Linked DNA regions of Homo sapiens: region 2 is linked to region 1. The links are chromatin loops, found by intact Hi-C in ENCODE. Cell type or tissue: HCT116. All regions are shown on one strand. Links, peaks and the distances in the headings refer to the core of each region. The heading gives the core; the rest is flanking DNA. Region 1 has its middle 35 kb from the start of OXGR1. Region 2 overlaps LOC105370324 (a long non-coding RNA gene).

Evidence for each region. Hi-C counts contacts between places; a loop is a spot of excess contacts. Peaks named below come from ENCODE experiments on the same cell type or tissue, not always from the same donor. Only the 100,000 strongest peaks of a DNase experiment are listed, where the experiment ranks them.
Region 2: it touches region 1 in a loop (4-fold over the local background); 4 of 110 quality-filtered maps call a loop at or near these places.

The regions. Positions count from the first base shown.
Region 1 is chr13:97,023,607-97,035,631 of GRCh38, reverse strand. No RefSeq gene overlaps it. Among named protein-coding and RNA genes, the nearest start is that of OXGR1, 35 kb to the right of the region's middle. In HCT116, for the core only: CTCF peaks have their summits at 4,395 (motif pointing left) and 6,737 (motif pointing right); DNase peaks (open chromatin) are centred at 4,391 and 6,721.
Region 2 is chr13:97,562,111-97,574,135 of GRCh38, reverse strand. All of the region lies in intron 3 of LOC105370324 (a long non-coding RNA gene), which reads left to right. Among named protein-coding and RNA genes, the nearest start is that of RAP2A, 130 kb to the right of the region's middle. In HCT116, for the core only: no CTCF peak of the experiment used is centred there; DNase peaks (open chromatin) are centred at 5,121 and 6,075; H3K4me3 peaks cover 922 bases; H3K27ac peaks cover 1,213 bases.

The DNA of each region.
Region 1 (12,025 bases), core at 1,277-9,276:
TGTCAATTGAATTTTTTAGCTCCAGAATTTCCGCTTGATCTTTTGTTTTAATTTCTATTTCTTTGTTAAATTTCTCTGATGGAATTCTGAATTCCTTCTGTGTTATCTTGAAGTTTACTGAGCTTCCTCAAGATAGCTATTTTGAATTCCCTATCTGAAAGGTCATGTTTCCATTACTCCAGGATTGGTCAGTGGCGCCTTATTTAGTCCTTTTGTTGAGCTCATGTTTTCCTGGATGTTCTTGATGCTTGGGGACATTTGTTAGTGTCTTGGCATTGATGAGTTAGGTATTTGTTTCAATCTTCACAGTCTGGGCTTATTTATACTCATCCATCTTGATAGGGCTTTCTATGAATCCAAAGGGGATTGAGTGTTGTGTTCTAAGCCTGTGGTCACTGGCTTAAGACAGTGACTACTGTCCTAAGGGTTGTTGTCCTAAGAGTTGCACAGGAATCCTGCAACTCTTTCAGACTCCTAGATACACAGCCTTGGTGGACTTGGGAAAGATAAGAGAGAATTTCCTGGTTACCAGGCAAAGTCTCTTACTCTCTTTCCTCTCTTTTCCTCAATCAGATAGAGCCTCTCTTTGCTCTGAGCTGCCTGGAGTTAGAGAAAGGGTGACACAAGCACTCCTGGGGCCACCATAACTGGCATTGCACAAGGACACACTTGAAGTCTTGCAGACTAGCATAGTACTGGGGCTCACCCAAGGCCTGCAGCGACTACTTACTGGTTGCTTCTCGTGTTTGTTCAAGGCCCAAGACCACTATCATCAGCAGGTAGTGAATTCTGCTGAGACTGGATCCATACCATCAGGGCAGTGAATTCTCTTCTGGCCCAGGGTGGGTCTAGAAATTCCATCCAGGAAAAAAGACCTCAAATCTTCTTGCTCCTTCCCCCAAGCAGAGGAGTCTCTCCCAGGGCTGTACTTCCTGAATTGGGGGAGGAGTGATGCAGGCACTCCCTTGGCCACCACAGCTCCTTTGGATTGTACCATAAGTCCACTGCCTCTGAAATTAGTGCAGCACCAGGGCTTGCCCAGGGGCTGCAGTCCTTTGTGGCCTGACTGCCACTCAAATTTATTCTGGGTTCCAGCCAGTGGTGAAGCTGGCTAGAACTCACGTTCCTCCTGCTGGAATGAGGAAATCTCCTCTGGCCCAGGCTGGTCTAAATGCTGCCTCGGTGGGCACCAGCAGAATTATGCTCTGTGTTGTGTTTTGCCATGACAAGGCAGGACTGAGCTTCAATGCAAAGTCACACCTCACTTCACTCTCTCTGCCAAGCTCACAGATTCTTTCTCCATATGCTGCCTGGGGTTGGGGAACGGGTGGTATAGCCAATGCAAGACTGTCTGTCCTACCTTCTTCAGTGCCTCCTTCCTTTATATTATGTTCAAACAAGGTACTGTGATTACTCACCTGATATTTTGGTTCTCATGAAGGTACTCTCTTATGTGGATAGTTGTTCAAATTGGTGTTCCTGCAGGAGAGAGATTACTGGAGGGTTCTATTCAGCCATCTGACTCACAAGTAGATTTGTTAAACAAAAGGAATAAATGTTCAATATTCCAGAACTTACGTTTTGCCAAGGCAAGGATTTCCCTCTGTTTTATTTAATAATGTATCTCAAGAACCTATCATATAGTTAAAACTCAGTGAATATTTGTGCAATAAATGAATTCCACTGAGACTGGGTCCATACCATCAGGGCAGTGAATTCTCTTCTGGCCCAGGGCGGGTCTAGAAATTTCATCCAGGTAAAAAGACCTCAAATCTTCCTGCATTTGTGGCAGTGCCAAGTTAATACAAGGGTCAAGCAAAAGTTAGGCTTTACTGCTATATCAATATAGGTTTTGTTATTATATATCTAAATTTATATAGATGGATACATTATGAACACATATGCATGTATAAAATACCTTTATTTTAAAACATTTGATATAAACCTTGAAGTTGAATACAATTCTAAGGTGAAATTCATCATGGAGGGTTTTCTTGGAAAAAGCAATTCAAGCAAATGCTAGAGGAATAAAAATACTTGTTCAGCTCAGCAGTTTGGAGTCTTATAGATCCGGCTAAGTGCCTGGAATTCTAGGTAATGGGGTGAGAGATGTACTGAAAGGTTAAACTAGGGTAGAGACATGGTCAGATTCCCACTTGAGATAGGCGAGGCTGATGGCCATGTTGGGATGGACTCAAAGGAGGCCATGGGTCCAGAAGAAGGCCTACTCTATGAAAGTTTCTGTAAGGACAAGAGAACTAGTAGGCTTGAGAGATATTTGGAAGACAATCCACAAGACAGTGATTGACTGTAGAGTCATGGTGAAGGATGAAATGGTGTCAAGACCCACGGACAACTGGATGACTTGTAGTCCCACTCACTAAGACAGGCAATACATGAAGAGGTTGGGGATGAGAATACATGTTGAGAGACTGAGATGCCTATGCAACATCCAGTTGGAAATGCCAAGCAGAAAGTTAGAGAAATGTAAAGTTTGCTGTGGAGTTTATCTATAAACATGTGGATAAAATAGCTACATATATGCATATATGTACACACATATCTTTTAAAAAATAATTTTCCTTTAAAAATTATGGGTACATCATAAGTGTATATACTTATGGGGTACATATGATGTTTTGATACAGGCATATTGCATTAGTTTGTTTTCACACTACTATAAAGAACTTCCCTGAGACTGGGTAATTTATAAAAGAAAGAGGTTTAATTGAGTCACAATTCTGCATGAATGGGGAGGCCTCAGGAAACTTACAATCACGGCAAAAGAGGAAGCAATCACCTTCTTCACAAGGCCACAGGAGAGAAAAGAACAAAGGAAGCACTTCCAAACACTTTTAAAACCATCAGATCTCGTGAGAACTCACTCACTATCATGAGAACAGCATGGGGGAGATTCCCCACCATGATCCAATCACTTTCCTTCGTCGACATGTGAGGATTACAATTTGAGATGAGATTTGGGTGAGGACACAGAGCCAAACCATATCACATACAATGTGTAATAATCACATCAGGGTATTGGGGTATCCATCACTTCAAGTATTTATCCTTTCTTTGTCTTAGGAACATTCCAATTCTACTCTTAGTTATTGTTCAATATATAATAAATTATTATTGACTATAGTCAACCTGTTGTGCTATCAAATACCAGATCTTATCTATTATACACACATATACTCCTTCATCCATAGCTACATGTAACTATATATTTATATGTGAAGATGTAATTTATCTCATATACCTATATAAAAAGAAGTTTATCAGTAAAGAACAGTTGATATAACTTTATATGAGAAGTGAGTCCTGGTTTAAATATTGATTTCAGACATATGAAATCAGAAATATCTGATACCTGTGTAGATAAAGCAATGGATAGTTATTTTATTTCATATATAAAAATATATGAAATATATAAGATACGGCACACACTGATGTTCCAAAATTTTATCATGGAAGTGAATGTATTCTAAATGGTTAACTCTGGGAGATCACAGAAGTTTAAAAAAATTGTTATATCATGGTATGAAATGCTTAAATTCAATATTCTGCAAAACTCTTACACACAAACATCAAAGATGAAAAATTCCATGCAAAAATGGAGAAGGAAATAATAGAGGAAGACTGCAAAATCATCTGACACAGTGACTCAGTTGGATAGTATTAGAAGAATGCAGACTGGGGACCGAAGCTTCTGCTCCCATACACTAGGGCTCCTGCAGAACATGGTGACTCCAGGATTCTACAATCTGGACCTAGGGTAAAACTGGGAAGCAAATTTTGGCTGCCATACTGTCTGTCCAAATTATTATTATTATTATTATTATTATTTTTTTTTTTTTTTTTTTTTTTTTTTGAGACGGAGTCTCGCTCTGTCACCCAGGCTGGAGTGCAGTGGCGGGATCTCGGCTCACTGCAAGCTCCGCCTCCCGGGTTCACGCCATTCTCCTGCCTCAGCCTCCCAAGTAGCTGGGACTACAGGCGCCCGCCACTACACCCGGCTAATTTTTTGTATTTTTAGTAGAGACGGGGTTTCACCGTTTTAGCCGGGATGGTCTCAATCTCCTGACCTCGTGATCCACCCGCCTCGGCCTCCCAAAGTGCTGGGATTACAGGCGTGAGCCACCGCGCCCGGCCCCAAATTATTTTTTAAAATAAGTAGTTTTCACAAATACATGCTCCCTCTGACAAACACACTGTCTGTACTGGATATAGGGCCAACCTTAGCATTAAATTCCAAATGAAAATGGGAGGAGAATTCTTACTCATGTAAACATAGAGTAACTTTGACTTAAGACCTGCATTGTTTGAGTTTTTGCTTGTCACCAGCATGATACAAGGGAAGATTACGTTGTGTCCCCATCTTGTGGCCATGATATGTAACATTGAGCATAAAGAGCCACAGTCCACTTTGGAAGTATATGTATTTGTCACTATCTTAATCTCAAATTTGTTATCCAAATTGTCCCCTTTCTATAAGACCTCTCACCTGACATTCACTACTCACCCCTCCCACACACAAACTCACAGCCTTAATAATTATTAATGACCTCAACTATCTATAGCCTTTCTAATTTCAGTGGTCTAAAATTTATGCTGTAATCAGATTACAATTTGCAAAATAAAATGTAAGAGGTTATCTTAAGTAACACCTCTTTTACACAGAGTATTTGTTTTTCCATTCACACCTCCCGCACCACTGCCCTACCCCTACCATCAGCCAACAAATTATGTCTTTTTTTGGAAGCTTAATATTTAACCAGTTGAGTTTTGAAGCATTTGAAACTTTTGCCTATTTAAAAACTGACTTCCTGACTTATATGAAATTTCAGTATGAGTAGCCATATACTAAATAAAATTTAAAATTTCAACCCTTTAAACATTTACCAACTACTGTGCATATCAGCCAGCCCTCGATCCTTCTCCCTCCTGAAACTTACTCCATCAGTAACACAAACCCAGAGTGGTGATGGAAACAGCATGGGCTCAGGCACCATCAGGCAGACAAATTATAATAGTCTGTAGTCATGTGCCCATCATGCCCACTGATCAATATATTAAATAAAAATAAATGTAGAATGAACCATGTTATGTTGAGAGAGACGTCAGAGATTTTTGAGATGCAGATCCTTCATGATAACTGAGAATGAACATGTATTTTGCTTAGAATCAATGATGGGTAAAACCTTCTGAGATCAGCAAGAGGGAAGTTATCTTTTGCTAATGAAACTAGAATTTTAAAACAGTGATCCTCACTGAACAGTATACTTGGGTTGTGTGGAGGGTGGCGGCAGGTCAGAGGTAGGCAAAGCAATTACCAATATATTTTTTAATTTTAGAAATGAAGGAAATAGTTTGGATCTGTGTCCCCACCCAAATCTCATGTTCAATTGTAATTCCCAGTGTTGGAGGTGGGACCTGGTGAGAGGTGATTGGATCATGGAGTCGGTTTCTTATGCTTTAACACCATCCCCCTTAGTGCTGTCATGGTGATAGTGAGTCCTCTTGAGATCTGGTTGTTTAAAAGTGCGCAGCACCTCACCCCGCTCTCTTGCTCCAGCCATGCGAAGCAGTGTTTCCCCTTCGACTTCCACCATGATTGTAAGTTTCCTGAGACTTCCCCAGAAGCCGAGCAGATGCTGCCATGCTTCCTATACAGCCTGTGAAAGGGTGAGCCTCTTCTCTTTAAAAATTACCCAGTCTCAGGTATTTCTCCATAGCAGTGAGAGAATGAACTAATACAGAAATTATTATTTTGTCCTACGGACTACAGAAGTTAAAGCTTTGAGGAAACTCTTCCCAGATGGTGGCTGTGACTCTCTAGGAGGGAAGGAAGATGTTGAGATTTTCAAGTTTATCAAAATGAGCCAAGGATCAAAAGTATCTGAAACACTGCTCTGAAAAATGAAGGATAGGCTGGGTGTGGTGGCTCTTGCCTGTAATCCCAGCACTTTGAGAGCCAGAGATGGGCAGATCACGCAAGGTCAGGCGTTCGAGACCAGCCTTGCCAACACAGTGAAACCCCATTTCTACTAAAAATACAAAAATTAGCCGGGCACGGTGGCATGCCTGTAGTCTCAGGTACTCCCAAGGTTGAGGCAGGGGAACTGCTTGAACCTGGGAGGCGGAGGATGCAGTGAGCCAAGATCACGCCACTGCACTCCAGCCCAGGCAACAGAGCGAGACTCCATCCCCCTCCCCCCCAAAAAAGGATATTATGCCTGGCTTTTACTCCCTGATTTAAAATCTTTATTTGGCTCTCTAGTAGAAAGCAGGTTGGTGGCAGGTCTAGAGAGAATACTTGGACCCTATTCCTATTTTCAAAGTGTGTAAGAAATCACTTAATGTTTCACATTGTTTCCTCTCTGTGATGACCTGTTATGTTTTCAGTATTAAAACTCCTTTATTACAACAGTTTCATTAAACATACTATTACCTCCCTAAAGGCCAAGGCTGTTATAAACATATATTTTTTAATTCCATATTTTTTTTTACCATAAAGGTAATATACATTTAGTATAAACGAATAAATTCAAACATTGATACAGAGAAAAAGGAAAGTTCTTTTTATGTAGAGTGAAGATTAGAGACGAAGTAAAGGTCATGGCTTGGTGGTTAAACACAATCTGACGTGGCCGTCTTATTGGATGGTAATTCCATCAAAAACCGGTGTCAAAATATTCGGCTTCTATGGTAATCACCAGGCCTGCCACTAGAGGGCAGACATGCCTAATTTTGTGATTAAATTTTCTGGAAATGGGATTGAGGCTTTAAGGAGTTTTTTGCAGACCTGACAAGGAAGTAAAACAAAAACAAAACAAAACAACCGCCCTCCTCAGCAATTCTTAAAATATAAAAGAGAGAAAGAAAGGAAAACTGGCTATGTAGCTTTGCTCAGTTCCATTCAAAACACTGGACAGCTACACATTTTTATGTGTATGCAGGTAAGCAAAACATGCTAGCAAAATATGGCCTGTGGCTAGAAATTTCAGGATAAGAGAGAGAGTAGAAATGCTTTTAAGAATCTCCCAGAGGCCAAATGACCAAGAAGGTAGAAAGTCAGGGTAGATGCTATGTCTCTCTCCCACCCATAAATGTGGATAGGGTTCTAAAAATTGAGAGATTTCCGGCCGAGCGCGGTGGCTCACGCCTGTAATCCCAACACTTTGGGAGGCCGAGGAGGGCGGATCACGAGGTCAGGAGATCGAGACCATCCTGGCTAACACGGTGAAACCCCGTCTCTACTAAAAATACAAAAAATTAGCCGGGCGTGGTGGCTGGCGCCTGCAGTCCCAGCTACTCGGGAGGCTGAGGCAGGAGAATGGCTTGAACCTGGGAGGTGGAGCTTGCAGTAAGCAGAGATCGTGCCACTGCACTCCAGGCTGGGCAACAGAGCGAGACTTGTCTCAAAAAAAAAAAAAAAAAAAAAAAAAAAAAAAAAAAAAAAAAAAAAAAGATTAACCAAACTGATAGATAGTACTCTTTAAGTGAAAGGAGAGAAAACAAAAATTAGAAATATGAAGAATGAAAGAGCATATCACTCCAGTGATTGAAAGGAAAATAAAGAAATAATATAAATAACTTTATGCCAATAAATTTAAAAACTCAAATGAAAAATAAAACCTCCCAAACCTGATACAAAATAAGCAGAAAATGTTATTAAGGAGATTGAATTTGCTATCAAAATCCTTCCCTCAAAGAAAATGTCAGGTCCATATAATTTCACCTGTGAATTCTATCAAACACTTAAAGAAGAAATAATAGTAACTGTACACAAATTATTTTGGAAAGCAGAAGAGGAAGAAGGAATATTTTCAACTCATTTAATGAGGCCAGTACCATCCAGATATCAAAATATAAAGAACACACAAACAACAACAAATAAACCTTGCAAGAAAAGAAAATTATAGGTTAATATTACTCAAGAACATACAAGTGAAAATCCTTAACAAAATATTAGCAAATTGAATCAGTCAATATAAAAGAAGAAATAATACATCATGGGGTTCATTCCAGGAATGAAATGTTAGGATAACATTTGAAAATAGATGCTATTCAGCATGTTAACAGAATAAAGATGAAAATTCATATGATTCTGAGTTCAGTAGATGCAGAAAAAGAATTTGACAAACTCTGGCTCCAATTTGTGATTAAAACTCCTACAAATGAGGAATAGAATAATAACCCCATCTCCATTTTTGGTTCTGTGGAGATGGCTGAGGGCTCCCATGAGTCACACATGCTTGAATCTCTTCAACCAGCCCTGATGTGACTATATGCTCTGATCTTTGCATCCTTCTGAGGCACTAGCAAAAGGTTGTCTAGCCAAACTCTTGGTTTCTCCTCCAGAGTGCACTTTCTGATGGTAAATCTCCTAATTTTAGAACTTTTGCAATCTGCATAAACATAATTTTTCAAATCACTGAGTGTTGGTTTTATTTCACTTACTAGTTGTTCCCTCGATTTATTTCTCTCCTTTTGCAGTTTACTGTAAGCAGGAAGAAGAAAGCAGGTCATTTCCTGAGCATGTTGCTGGGACATACCCTCAGCTAAATACGCAAGTTTATCTCTTACAAGCTCCTGCTTCCCACATAACTGCAGGACATAATTCCAGGAAGCTTTCTGCATTCCCTAACAAGGGAATTCTCTCCTTTGCCCCACTTTCCAATAACACAATCCTCCTTTCCTTCTGAGTCCTCACTTGGCAGTAACTTTAACGAAGGTTCTACAGTCTGTTGGTGATGATTTAGGTATTCTCTGAAACAATACAAGAAGGCTTCTCACTTCCTTCTGACCTCTCGCCAACAGGATATTCCCCATCCATATTTCCCCTAATAGCCTGCTCAAGGCAATCTAGTATTTTTTACCACATTCTGCAAAATTCTCCTACCCTTGCTCATTACTCAATTCTAAAAGCATGTCTCCGTGTTTGGCACTTGCTGTAGCAGCATGCTACTTCCAAGTAGCAAAATCTGTATTCATTTTCTACTGCTGCTGTCATCAATTCCCACATTTTTTTAAATTTAAAGAACTTCACTTTCTTAAAAGACTCATAAAATTTGAACTTCAAATGGTTATAAACATATTATGTACATTTACCAAGGAAAATAAAATATATCCAACAAGTTTCTTTGTTGGTATATTTTTTAATGTTATAACCTGACGTCTTATTCCAATAACATTTGCTCATTGCAAAAAACTTAGAAAATACAGATAATAAAAAAGAGAAAATAAAAATCATCTATTGTCCTGCTACCCAGAGAGTTTCTGTTGATTCTATATACACACGTGTCTGTCCACGTCTATCTTATCTATATCTCTATCCAAATAGATACACATGTAGAGACACATACACAAACACATGTACACACAATTTTTACAAGTTGTATTATTATATTAAACTTTTAACAATACATGTTAATGGTAAGAATACTACTATTCATCAATATTGTGTTCTTCTCTACTTCTAAGGGCATGAAATGACTTACTTCCCTCTCCTTTGAGGTTTGATGTGGCCGTTGACTTTGGCAAATAAAACATAAGCTGAAGTGACATAAGTTACTTTGAAGTACAAGCATTTTAATCCCTAGTAGTGATGATCTGATATGCTCTTTTCTTGCTGTAACTCGGAGATGGAAAAAAAGAGATTTTGCCATAAGAGGGAAATATCTGGAAATGCTAAACCAACACATACAGGGTGGACAGCTGCCCCAAAGAGTCACCTGGTTCTATATGTGCCATTGTGTAAGGCACTGAGAACTTTGGAATTGTTCTCAAACTACATTATGTCTATCTCTATTTATCTAGTTTATTCTGACCAGTAAAATCTTTAGCATTGTTCTGACATTAAATGTTCTACAAAATCATTTAAATGGCTAAATTACACTTTATTATATGAATGTGGTACAATTTATTCAGCCAACTTTTTAGTGTTGCATATTTATTTCCATTTTCTAAGTTTTTATAAACAATATGGTAAGGAATATATTTTTAGTTAAATTTTTGCTCATGTTTGTGTTGTTTTCTTAAGGTACAATCATGAAATGGAAAGTCATAATTCAAAAGATACACAAAACCATAAGTTTTTCATGTATAGTGTCAAATCATCCTACAAAAGATTATTGACAATATAATCAATGGCATAAAGAATACATGATTTCTCTATTTGATATAAATATTCTATCTACCTCCCGTACATTTCCCAAATTTAAAGGTGAAAATGATGTGCAGGCTTATTTCTGGGCTCTCTATTCTGTTCCATTTATCTACTTGACTGTTTTTGTACCAATACCATGCTGTTTTGGTTACTGTAGCCTTGTAGTATATTTTGAAGTCAGGTCATGTGATGCCTCCAGTTTTGTTCTTTTTGCTTACTACTGCCTTAGCTATTTGGGCTTTTTTTGGGTTATATATATATACACACACACACATGTGTACACACACACACACACACATATACATATATATATGTGTGTATATATATATACACACACACGTACATATATATTTGAGACAGTCTTGCTTTGTTGCCCAGGCTGGAGTGCAGTGACCTAATCTTGGCTCACTGCGACCCTTGCCTCCTGGTTTCAAGCGATTCTCATGACTTGGCCTCTCCAGTAGCTGGGACTACAGGTGCGACCACTACACCTGGCTAATTTTTGTATTTTTAGTACAGATGGGGTTTCAACATGTTGGCCAGGCTGACCTTAGGTGATCCGCCCGCCTCAGCCTCCCAGAGTACTGGGATTACAGGCATGAGGCACCATGCCTGGACCATATACATTTTAAAATAGTTTTTTCTAGTTCTGTGAAGAATCTTGTTGGTAGTTTGACAGGAATAGCATTGAATCTGTACATTGCTTTGGGCAGTATAGCGACTTTAATGATATTGATTCTTCCTATCCATGAACATGAAATGTTTTTCCATTTGTTTGTCTTCTTTGAGTTCTTTGAGTAGTGTTTTGTAATTCTCATTATAGAGATCTTTCACCTCCCTGGTTAGCTGTATTCCTAGGTAGTATGTTTGTGTGTGTGTGTGTCTGTGTGTGTGTGTGTGTGTCAATTGTAAATGAGATTGCCTTTCTGATTTGGCTCTCAGTTTGGCTGTTTCGGTGTATAGGAATGCTAATAATTTTTGTACATTTATTTTGTATCCTGCAACTTTGCTGAAGTTGTTTATTAGCTGGAGGAGCTTTTGGGCTGAGACTATGGGGTTATCTAGATAGAGAATCATGTCATCTGCAAACAGGGATAGTTTTTACTTCCTGTCTTCCTATTTGGATGCCCTTTATTTCTTTCACTTTTCTGATTTCTCTGGCTAGGTCTTCCAATACTACGTTGAATAGAAGTGGTGAGAGAGGACATCCTTGTCTTGTGCTGGTTTTCAAGGGGAATGCTTCCCGTGTTTGCCCATTCAGTATAATGTTGGCTGTGGGTTTGCCATAGATGGCTCTTATTATTTTGAGGTATGTTCCTTCAATACTTAGTTTATTGAGAGTTTTTAACATGAATGGTGTTGAATTACATCAAAAGCTTTGTCTGCATCTATTGACATAATCATGTGGTTTTTGTTTTGGTTCTGTTTATGTGATGAATCACATTTATTGATTTGTGTATGTTGAAACAAACTTGCATCCCTGGGATGAAGCCTACTGAATCATGGTGGATAAGCTTTTTGGCTGAATTTGTTTGCGAGTATTTTGTTGAGGATTTTTCACCAATGTTCATCAAGGATATTGGCCTAAAGCTTTCTTTTTTTGTTGTGTCTCTGCCAGGTTTTTGTATCAAGATGATGCTGGCCTCATAGAGTGAGTTAGGAAAGAGTCCCTCCTCCTCGATTTTTTGGAATAGTTTCAGAAGAAGTGAATGGTAACAGCTTTTCTTTGTACATCTGGTATGATTCAACTGCGAATTCATCAGGTCCTGGGCCTTTTTTTATTGGTAGGCTATTTACCACTGATTCAATTTCGGAGCTTGTTATTGGTCTGTTTAGAGAATCAGTTTCTTC
Region 2 (12,025 bases), core at 2,745-10,744, 540 kb before region 1:
ATGCCACTGCACTCCAGCCTGGGCAACAAGAGCGAAACTTCATCTCAAAAAATAAAAAATTTAAAAAAAAAGTAAAGTATGTGTAAGTTTGTTATCCCAGCATTGTGTGTGATGGAAAAAAATTATTTGAAAAAAATATAAATGGTTGAATTGTGGCTCATTCTTACTATTGATAATTATGCAGCTTTTATAAAAGATTACATCTATAGGAACCAAAGTTAAGGGAAATCTATAGTGTTATTATTAAATGAAATAAACTACTAAGTAGTGGTAACATTAGTTTTGTTAAAGCAAAATCCTATATAATATGTACACCTTTATCTCATATATAGGAGATATATTCCATATATATTTATCCTGTATATCCTTAAATATATTTACATATATGTGTATAAACATAAGGAAAGTTGTGGGAGAGTACTTATAAAACTTAATATTGGTTATCTCAGGATACTGAGATTAGAAGCATGGAGGGGGAGACTCTTAACTATCTTTACATAGCTCCACTGTCCTTGTTATAAGCATGCATTGCTTTGGTACAGAAGAATTCAGTAAAATAAAGGAAAGAAATAATTTGCTATTTTCTCAAACCTTTGCTTTAAAAAATATATGAAATACCATTTTTATTTTCTCCCTCTTAATCCCCTATTTTCTCTGCAAGCCTGATATTGACCAGGGCTGATTTTGCCAATTACGATAGTTTTCAAGATAGAAGTCCCCAGGGTTGGTGAGGGACCAACATATATACCAGACCATAATACATACCACAATGGCATGCTTTGTGTGTAAAAGGATTTCATTTTCTCTAATTAATAGCTTAGTAGTTTTTGGACATTAAGCCTCAAATAAGCCCTGGAATTAATGTCATTCCGTCTATGTAGTGATTTACCAAATTCCAGATGGTTCCCTGGTGTGGTCCTTTGTTCATGATGTCAGAGTTACTAATCCCTTTTAGCCAAGCAAGCATTTATTATGTGTTGCAAATGCAGATACTCTCAGGTCACCAGTAGGACATTTGGTTAAGAGATAAGAGGAGGAATCATTTGTCTCTCCTGATGATCTGGTGGAGATACTTGGTGTGGTGGGTGGGCTAGCTGAAAAAGAAATCAGAGAAATTCCCAGGAAGAACTGCTTTGGGGCTGGCTAGCTAGTATCTTTCTGACATTTTTTTCTCCTTCAGAAATCCTTTGCCTTACTCAGAACCCTTGGATTAAGTAATAGGAACTGCCCCAGTCAAGTTCAGTTTTTACTAGGATTTTTTCCCCACCAAATATGAACAAATGTAATTCCTGGGCTTTGTGAATTTCTGTTGTGATTTTAGTAATGTTTTTGACATTGCTAACAGACTCTGAAGAAAAATGCAATCTGTCAGTAAACCCTTTAATATAGTAAGGTTTTTTTTTTTTTTTTTTTTGAGATGGAGTCTTGCTCTGTCGCCCAGGCTGGAATGCAGTGGTGTGATCTCAGCTCACTGCAACCTCTGCCTCCTGGGTTCAAGCGATTCTCCTGCTTCAGCCTCCTGAGTAGCTGGGATTACAGGTGTGCACCACCACACCTGGCTAATTTTTTCTATTTTTAGTGGAGACTGGGTTTCACCATATTGGTCAGGCTGGTCTCGAACACCTGACCTCGTGATCCACCCACCTCAGCCTCCCAAAGTGCTGGGATTACAGGCGTGAGCCACTGCGCCCAGCCATTTTTTTTTTTTTTTTTTTTTTTTTGAGACGGGTTCTCCCTCTGATGTCCAGGCCAGAATGCAGTGGTGTAGTCAGCTCACTGCAGCCTCAAACTCCTGTGGTCAAGTAATCTTCCTGCTTCAGCCTCACGAGTAGCAGGGACTACAGGTATGCACCACCACATCTGGCTAATTTTTTTTTTTTAATTCTGTAGAGATGAGGTCTCACTGTGTTGCCCAGGCTGGTCTTGAACTCCTGGCCTCAAGCAATCCTCCTTCCTCGGCCTCCCAAAGCACTGGGATTATAGGCATGGGCCACTGCACCTAGCCAGACATTTTTTTAATTGTGGTAAAATACACATAACATGGTTACCATCTTAGCCATTTTTAAGTGCACAGTTTAGAAGTGTTAAGTATATTCATATTGTTGGGCAACCAATCTCTAGAACATTTTAATCTTGCAAAACTGAAACTATACCCATTAAACAACTCCCCATTCCCCTGCCTCCCAGACCCTGGTAACCACTATTCCACTTTGTTTCTATGAATTTGACTACTCTGGATACCTCATATAAGTGGAATCATCCAGTATTTGTCTTTTTGTGTCTGGCTAATTTTGTTTAGCATTATGTCTTCAAAGTTCATCTCTGTTGTAGCACGTTATCATAATTTCTTTCCTTTTTAAGGCTAATATTCCACTATGTCCATTAAGGGATTTCATTCATATATACATATATATATATATATACATATATATATACACACATATATATATACATATATATACACACATATATATATACATATATATATACACACATATACATATATACACACATATATATACATATATATACACATATATATACATATATATACATATATATACATATATATACATATATACATATATATGTATATATATGAATGAAATATATGAATGAAATATATATATGCACACACACACACACACATACACACATATTCAAAAGCCTTAGATATAAAAAATATTCACTGTTTTAACCCTCGAAAAACCTGTACTCATTTATTTATTGAAGTTGACTAAAATATGGCCGAGTACTAAAAAAACTGATGACTGAGTCACTACTCTGGAAGTTCTCAAAGTGAGGATACAGTGATTATCCAAGGCTGGATGGGTCATTTGTGCAATATGTAAAAGTAACAAAGACATACCACCTTAAGTTACCCTATTTCAGGGCCTGTTGTTTCTAGAGAATTCCTTACAACTCTCCCTTGCAAAACTCTTCCTCTCACTCATAGAAGATCAAAGTGGAATTTACTAATTTAAGGACTAATATTTCGCTTATTGTTCTAAGCTTATAAATTCTGCCTCTTACAGAAAACAGACCCTCTTCCTTGTTTTAGATCATATTTGCGTTTAGTATTTTTTTTTTTTTGGCATTAGAAACAGAAAGGAGAGAGGCTGCTGAGTCCCCTGCTAAAGCTCTAGTCTAAGACTGACATTTTAAAATTCAGCAGACAGAGCAAATCCACATGATTCCAGGACTTGCCTCTCAAGGTCAGAATATTTAGTGAACACTTGGGTCAAATCCTCTCCTTGGTATCGGTGCCAGGATGTTGGCCCTCAGTTCACCTTCCTGAGCTCTTTGCTCAGTTCTCTTAGGGATGTTTGGCTGTGCCCCCTCAGGCCTTACTTCTGAGCTGATACGTTTGACCTCAAAATGGATAACAGGGCAGGAAGGTGGGACCAGCTTCTGTCACACTGTGCAGTTTATTTTCTATCAATAGCCCTGTTACAGTGCACAGGCTCTTGGGTTCCTTGAGGAATGGAGCCATTTTGTAAACAAAACACTGTCATTTTAAGCCATTAGAATGCATTCTATGAGGCATAATGGCCAGCGGAGAGCTACTGGGAAAGTCGGATGAAGCACAGAGTGAAGTATTTGGTTCTCTGGGTCTCCTGTGATTTAACTGCCCTACAAACTCAGCCTTCCCATTAAATACTGTATTAAAAAAATCTCTGGAGCAAAAGCAAATATGTGCTTTTCTTCTCTGAGAAGAGATGGATTTAGCAATTCTACTTCTGTTTGTTATTTCAGTGGAATCTAGTTGTTTTGGGAGTTAAATAGTCTTCTCTCAGATGTTATTTTAAATGCCCTCTACCCGCCACCACCCCTCCCCCCGCCTTTTTTCTTTTTGGTAAGAAAACTAGCTCCTTAGCTCTTCAGGTAGTGGTGAACAGTTTTAGTGCTAAAGAACATTCTCTCTCATGTTTTGGACATGAGTCTGAGTACATTAAATGTGTTCATGCATTTTATATTGTAAAATACAATGTAATTCTTGTTTTGTGAGTGGGAGGGTAGACGATAGTGCTGAATTCCATGTGTTAGTCCAGGCTTTATGGGAGGCAGATGGCAAAACGGCGTTAAATGTGCCAAGATTCCATTAGCGGACACTACCGTGTGAGAGAAGATGAAGAGTATCAGAAAAGGCTGCGAGAGTTTCGGCTCGCCCTGTAAGCCTGATCCAGGGAAGAGGAGAGGGTGGGAAGGTTAGGTGGGAGCACTGTGGTTTTGAAACAGCTGTGCAGTTTAAGGAAGGTTTGTAAGGCTACTGGGGAGTCTTTGGGCCAAGATCAACCTTCAGAAGAGTCCAGTGTCTCCCAGAAACCGGCTGCTTTGGCGTCCCTGAGGATCACTCACTGGCCAGGCACAGCTGTGGGAGGTACAGGGGGGCCCTCGGTTAATTACATGGCCTGTCACCTAAGGTGTAGGAGCCATTCTCAGAGTTGCTGCAGTCTGCATCTTTAAAGTTTTGGAGAACTCTGTGTTACCTGGTTCTAACATCACTAATGATGGATGCTGTTTCTTTTTTAAAGTAAGTCTCCATTGATTTTTGCATCTCATAATTCATTAGTTTGAAAGCTTCCAAAAAGCAGTTAATTGCCCCCAGGGGCCATCTAGGATCCTTTTATTCGCTGGAGGAACTCTGATATGATATCAGTAAAGAAAAGCAAAAACACAAAGAGGTTTTTACTTCTGTCGGTCCTAAGATTGTTATGTGTTCTTATGAGTTTTGCGGCCACACTCATCTGTCATTTATTAGTTGAGTGACCTTATGCAAATCACTGAACGTCTTTATGTATACAAATAGTCATAAAAATTCATAGCTGGCAGAATCATTGGGGGTTAAAACAATATGTATATTAGGACTTGGCACATAGTAGGTCCTCAGTTGAAAATGTAGACATAGCCAAGTTGTATTGGAAGTTTACCCTGTGCTCCATGGGGTGCATAACTGTCAGAGTTCACTGCAGGGATCTGGAAGATGCCTGGTGTTTTAAGCAGGAAGGGATTAGTGTCGGGAGGTGGTGCTCACACAATCATGGGAAGTGGTGGGGGTGGCCAGCCCCAGGCTGGGCTTCCAGACCAGCTCACCAGGGAAGCCTCTACCTCTGTTCCAACCAGGAAGGGGAGAATGAGGAAGCTGCCACTGACCCTGCCACATTCCAGGACACACACCACCATGGCTGCAGTCCAGGAATTGGGAAGCTGGGAGCATGAAGCTGCCACCACCACTGCAAACTGCCTCTTGACACCCTTAGAGTTAGTGTCTGGACAGTGGGACACCACTGCAGAAATGCCACATCTCCACAACCTTACTTACCAGCAGAAAGCCAGAAGTAGCAGCGCTGGGCGTCTCCTGGATTCTGCCTTCCAAATTGCATGACAGTGCATCTGCCACACAGACCCTGATTGGCATGCAGAACTCTAGCTGTGGTGGCTTTTAGCTTCCCAACTCTGTCATCCAACAGGGGTCTGCAATACAGGAAGGCACAGGAGAAGGAGGTGGCTGGATGCCCGAGCATAGCTGGCACCCTTTTCCAGCACTGTGCTAGGTACACTATGTGCATCACCTCATGTAACTGTTGTCATAGCAGAGCAATATAGGTAGAATTATTACCCCCACTTTACTGATATGGAAAATGAGGCAGGTATCTGGTGGGGGCAGTCTGTGTACTCAGATCTGTCTGTTCTCAAAGCTCATTCACTTAATTAGTCTGGTGCTTTTTCTAGAACATATGCGTTCTTTGTGTTCACTTTTGAAAAATGTCCCAAATCCCAGTTTCTTTTCCTGTGTGGATGAAGCTGCCCTCACTGCAGGCAGATTGGGTAAATTGTTTTTGATGATCATTCAGGGAATAAATACATGAACCTCTTCACTCCAGCTCCAGGGGTATAAAGAGTCAGTTTGCAGTGGTGGTGGCAGCTTCATGCTTCCAGGCTCCCGATTCCTAGACTGCAGCCCTGGTGGTGTGTGTCCTGGAATGTGGCAGGGGCGGTGGCAGCTTCCTCATTCCTTACTTCCTGGTTGCAACAGAGGTAGAAGCTTCCCTGTGGGCTGGTCTGGGAACCCAGCCTAGGGCTCACACCACAGCACCACCTTCCACAATTCTGTCTCCTGCTTTGAGTCATCAAGCTGTAAAGAGCATTGCAGATTGTCTTGTGAGTCCCTTGCCTCTCTTCTGCCATTATGAACAGGGGAACTGAGACAGAACTAGATGAGCATATTCTGATTAAGGGCTTGAAGTTGAGATTCTCACTCAGACCAGCATCCTTTCTCTTATCCAGTAGCTTGGTTGTCCTTGGACCTATAATACATTGCATTCACTGTCCTTCTCAGGCTCACACAATAAAGGTCCCAATGGGAATGCCCGGATACATCTGCACCCTTGATCTTTGGCATATGGACTCTCTGCTTTTTTTATTTGTTTGTTTCAGGTTGTGACATTGCCACAGGAGATGGCCACACATGCTTATGCCTTCTAGGGCTCAGTTTTGGTGAATCAGTTGTTTTCAGAAAGTAGCCTGTGAACTGCTGGCTGTTGATGAGAATCCATTAGATCCTCTGAGGTCTAGTTGAAATGGCAAGATCACAGTATGCCAAAGTCTTCTCAAGTTCTTAGCTTGCCATGGGGACAAAGAGAATCTCTGGTCCTTCAGTGGCCACTCCTTTTACAAGGCAAAGTTTTTCAGGCAGACTTTGTTGCGTCTCAACCCAGGTATTTCTGCAACTCCCTTAAAACTGCTCATGTGTTCTACAAATCCACTCTGTTGACACCAGTCACCTGTTTTCTGGATGGCTCTAACATTCTCTTGCAGATCGTTCTCTTTGCCATACTGCTACCAGTCTTCCTGCACAGCTTCAATTTAGGTGAGATAGGCACTAACTTCTTAGTTAAATATTTAAAGCACATCCAAGAAACCTTGCAGAAGGCTTGCAGAGACCATAAAAATCACTCAAAAAGCAAAACTGTAAGTGGACAACCAATGCCACATCTCCCCACGTGGCTCCGCTGCAGTCCATTGCAAAGGGTCTATTTGAGCTGCTTCTTGCCTCACCCTCAGCCTGCCCCTGTGTTAGCCAGTGCTCATTAACACCATCACCATCCTGGAGTACCTAGAAAACTTTTGTTTTAAATTTTTAATTTTTGTTGGTATATAATAGGTATATATATTTATGGGGCATTATGGGATATTTTGGTACAAGCATACAAGGTGTAATAATCACATCAGGGTAAATGGGGTCTCTGTTACCTCAAGTATTTATCCTTTGTGTTACAAACAATCCAACTGTACTCTTTTAGTTATTTAAAAATGTACAATTAAATTATTTTTGATTTGTCACCTATTGTGCATCCTATTGTGCTAGCAAATACTAGGTCACCCTATTTGTCAAATTGGTATCCGTGTGAGGGGGAAGATCAGTGGAGCCTTCTATTTGGCCATCTTGTTCCACCCTTTCTCCATGTCAAACTTCTTAATCTCTCCAGAAGCCTGTGTATGGGCAGACTTGGGGAAGTATGGAGGCTTCTGTGAACAGATGTGGATTTCAGCTGAGATGCTGGGGTGGAGGTGGCAGTGAAAATCTGAGGGAAGACAGAGGGTTCCCTTCTCCTCCTCCTAGTCTTCAAATGGTAGACACTGACAAATATTCCATAGTAGCAGAGAGAAGAATCCAGATCAGAGGGATGGTCAGGGATTACACTTCTTTATCGCATAGCTTGATCTCGAAACTCTTAATTCAAGTAAGAACACCAGCTGTTTTTAAAAGCTTACATTTATCTCAGTCTTCCTCCAAACAATCACCTGCCACAATGTTTGATCAATTGTGATCCTTGTGTCTGAGGATGGGGAGGGTCAGGATCTGTAACTCTGTTTTAGGTGGCAGCCAGAGGAGACATGAAAGCAGTATGTGGGGTGTGTGTTAATTCCACTTCTGGGAGTGTCACTTCTCTTGTTGTTGTTCCAGACTTGCAGTGAATGGAAGGAAAATAGTATGTGCAGACTTGGATCACTTTGGTAATTATGCCCATCATATGAGGAAACAGGGAGCAGCCTTTGTTTAGCAAGAAAACGAATCCAACAGCCAACGAATTACATTTTTACAAAATCGCAGCATGTGTGTATGTAGGGGGTGGGGAGTATTTTGTGTTTGAGGTTTTTGAGGCTTTTATGTTTCTCTTGGTCACCAGAAATAGGTCATTGGACCCTTTCTGTCTGGAAAAACTTGGTGTCTTTTCAGAACAGTGAGCCCACAGATATAGTTAGAGATATGTGTGGGGTGCTCAAAAAAGGGAGAACCAACCTTTTAGGTTCCCTAACTGTCCTAGACTTTACTAGGGAAAATTCTGGGGGACTTTCTCAGACCATACTTCAGCCTTGAGACCCACCTGGTCACAGTCTGAGAGGAATGCTGCAGTAATTTCCCGATTTTTGCCTGATTCCAGCACCGGAGGGAGGGAAGTCACCTTTCTTTAATGATGGTGTCAAATGCCACATCTTTGGTGGACCTGGGGACTATTGGCTATCCTTATTGTCTTAGGTAGTTTTTAATTTGGGAAAACATTTCTTTCCCTTGTGTATCCTGCCTTTCCTGCTTCTCTGATATAACTGGCCTTTCAGGACAGATGGGTTTGGGGGCTGTTATCAGCCTGCAGAGTGGGCCAGTAGGCTGAGCACTGGGCAAAACCCCATTTTCAACATGAATAAGAAGATAGTCCTTCTAGGAGGGCATTACCTTAGTCCTTGGCCATTTGTTTTAATCACAGTGAACTTCCTAAAGGAGCAAAATTCCAGCAGATCTGACTCCACCGAGAGGATCTTTGCTGGGATCAGATCACAAAGTGAACATCGTCTCATGTTCCTGAAATGTTTCTCGGTTGTCAAGAATTTATTCATGAGCCTGGGGTTCATCTCCAGTGGGAATTCAATCTTTTTTAGAGAATGCCTTTAGTTTGGCAGGAAAACAGTCTTACTATGTAAATAAGCATAACACAATGTCTGGCATATAACAAGCTCTCCGTAAATGTCGCATAAATGAAGGATGTCAACCAAGAGAAAACAAGACAGGAGAATGGACATAAATGTTCTATCTTTCAAGTTCATACACTTTTGGTGCAATTTTTATGTTGATATGTGTTTGTGGGAAAATGCTGAGTATATATAACACAGGCTGATAGTGTCCGTTGATTTTATAGGAAGAACTGAGAAATAAATACACAAGGAAATTAATAAAATAGACACTGTGATGTACATTTATATACATTTTTCCATTCAGTTTTCTTATGAAAACACTTTTCTTTTTGAGATGGAGTCTTGCTCTTGTCACCCAGGCTGGAGTGCAATGGCATAATCTCAGCTCACTGCAACCTCCGCCTCCTGGGTTCAAGTGATTCTCATGCCTCAGCCTCCTGAGTAGCTGGGATTACAGGTGCCTGCCATCACACCCGGCTAATTTTTTTTTTTTTTTTGTATTTTTGGTAGAGACGGGGTTTTGCCATGTTGGCCAGGCTGGTCTCGAACTCCTGACCTCATGATCCACCCGCCTCCACCTCCCAAAGTTCTGGAATTATAGGCGTGAGCAACCACGTCCAGCCTGAAAACCCTTCTATGGGTAAGGATTATTAATCTTGATTTATGTATTAATCAAGGATGGTTCAGTGCATAAAATAGAATCCATTCCAAGAGGTTTTGATAGGAAACCATTTCAGGTTGTTAGATGTTTACAGAATGTTTGGAAGGGCTAGAGGAATGGGTTCTAGTCTTAGTCATCAATGGTAACTCCCCAAATAATTCAGAACTGACCATCAAGGAAGTGACTATTGCCAAAGCTGCCTCTGGAACTTCTGAGTTCAAGAACACTCCACCGTGGCACAATACAAGGATCAGGAAGTTAGGCGGAAAGCTGCCTTTTCTTCCTGCTCTCTACATTCACGGAGCTGATGACTGGCCACTGGGATAGGAAGTGCAGCCACTGCCTTCATCCATGTTTCCTATTACAACCCAAGGACCTGGAGAATGAATGCTGAAAATCTGCTCCCAAACCTCACTTCCCACAACTTGATTTGCTAGCAGAAAAGCAGCCCAGATGGCAAGGAGATGGCCTCTGCTTCACTTTGGCCTCCTAGATACACAGGAGAGGCTCTAAGTGATGGAGCCTAACATCCAGAACCCTACTTGCAAGAGCATTTGTGGGATGCAGTTTTAGGCTTTCCAGCCTCTGCATTATAGGAAGGCACACCAAGAGGGCAGAGTCATGGCTGAAAGAGTCAAACCATCACAGACTGCTTGGAAGGAAGTTAAAGCTTGGAGAGGCTCCTAGAAATAACATTTCTGCTCAAATTAAAAAGAGCATTATGGTTAAGTGCACATCCTGGTTGGACAGACGAGGGCTCAAGTCTTTACAGCAGAATTTACTAAGTGTTTGGTCTTAGACAAGGCAATTAACTTCTCTAAAAACTTCCAAATCCTAATCTATAAAGTAGAAATAATACTACCTCCCTCATGGGGTTGCATGAAGATATAGAGATCATGTTTGTAAAGTGGTTAGCACAGAGTTTAATAAAGTGTTGACATGATTAATAAGGTTATAGGGTAAGCAGTGGAATCAGGACACTAACCAAGGTTCATGGTCTTTGTTGCATCTCTCTGGGTATTAAAGATGAGATACACCAGGTTTGAGGGTGAAAATAAATGTTTATAAGACTAATACTTTAAAAAGTACTTTTGATGTTATTACACTTTAAATACATCTTATTATTATGATTGATTTTACAATTATAAGGTATCAAGATGAATTCCACTAGCCCTGCATCAAAATTGGCCTTGTTACCTTAAAGCACATTTTTGATTTTACACATGGTAGTGGGTTGTGTCCCTCTAAAATATATGTTAAAATACTAACCTCTAGTACCTGTGAATGGGACTTTGGGTGGAAATAGCACCTTTGCTAATACAGTTAAGATGATGTCATACTCAATAGGTTGGTTTTACATCCACTGGTTGGTGTGTTCATAAGGGAAAGGAGAAAGAGATTTGGACAGACACAGAAGATAACCATATAAAGACGGAAACAAAAATTGGAGGATGCAGCTACAAGCCAGGAAGTGCCAGAGATTGCTGGAAATGAGAAAGAGGCAAGGAAGAATTCTCCCCTAGAGCCTTTTGTGGGAGAATGGCCTTGCAAACACCTTAATTTCAGACATCTGGCCTCCAGAACTATGAAATAATAAATTTTTGCTGTTTTAAGCCATTTAGCTTATGGTAATTTGTTATAGCTGCCCTAGGACAAGAATACATACATGTACCTCTTCATATAATAATGTATTCCTGATAAGTTGTGTAAGATTATGCTTCTTTATTTCTTCATGATACTTTCAGGGATTTTTACTTCCAGATTAACATTTTTTTTTAGTGGTAGCTCAGAAAACTTGACATTCTCCTTTTCTAATTTTCTCTCACATCTCTGTCAAGTACTTAGTAGGGTATAAATAGACCATTCAACATAATTGGGGAACATAACTCTAAATAATGATGTGGCAAATACTTTTATAAGTAGAGCACTCATTTAATTTATGATTTGTAATTTAAGTAGTAGAGTGGAAAGAACAATGGCAGGTACAAGGGAAGGAGACATGGAAACTCAACCACAACTGCCTTTAGTTGAGCACTGACTGCATGTGAATGCATTGAACACAACACGTCTATCTCATTTCTCCTTTGGCATAGGAATCACATCCCATTGTGCAAATTAAGATGCTCAAGTTTAAAGAGGCAATTAAATTAGTCTCATCAAGATCACACAGCTAGTAGGTGGTGGAGGTGGCACCCATCCTCAGGCTATTGGACTCCAAACCCCATGTGAATTAGGGTTCTCTAAAGGGACAGAACTAATAGGATAGATGTATATATAAGAGGAGTTTATTAAGGAGTATTGACTCACATGATCACAAGGTGAGGTCCCACAATAGGCCGTCTGCAAGCTGAGGAGCAAGGGAACCAGCAGGAGTCCCAAAGCTGAAGAACT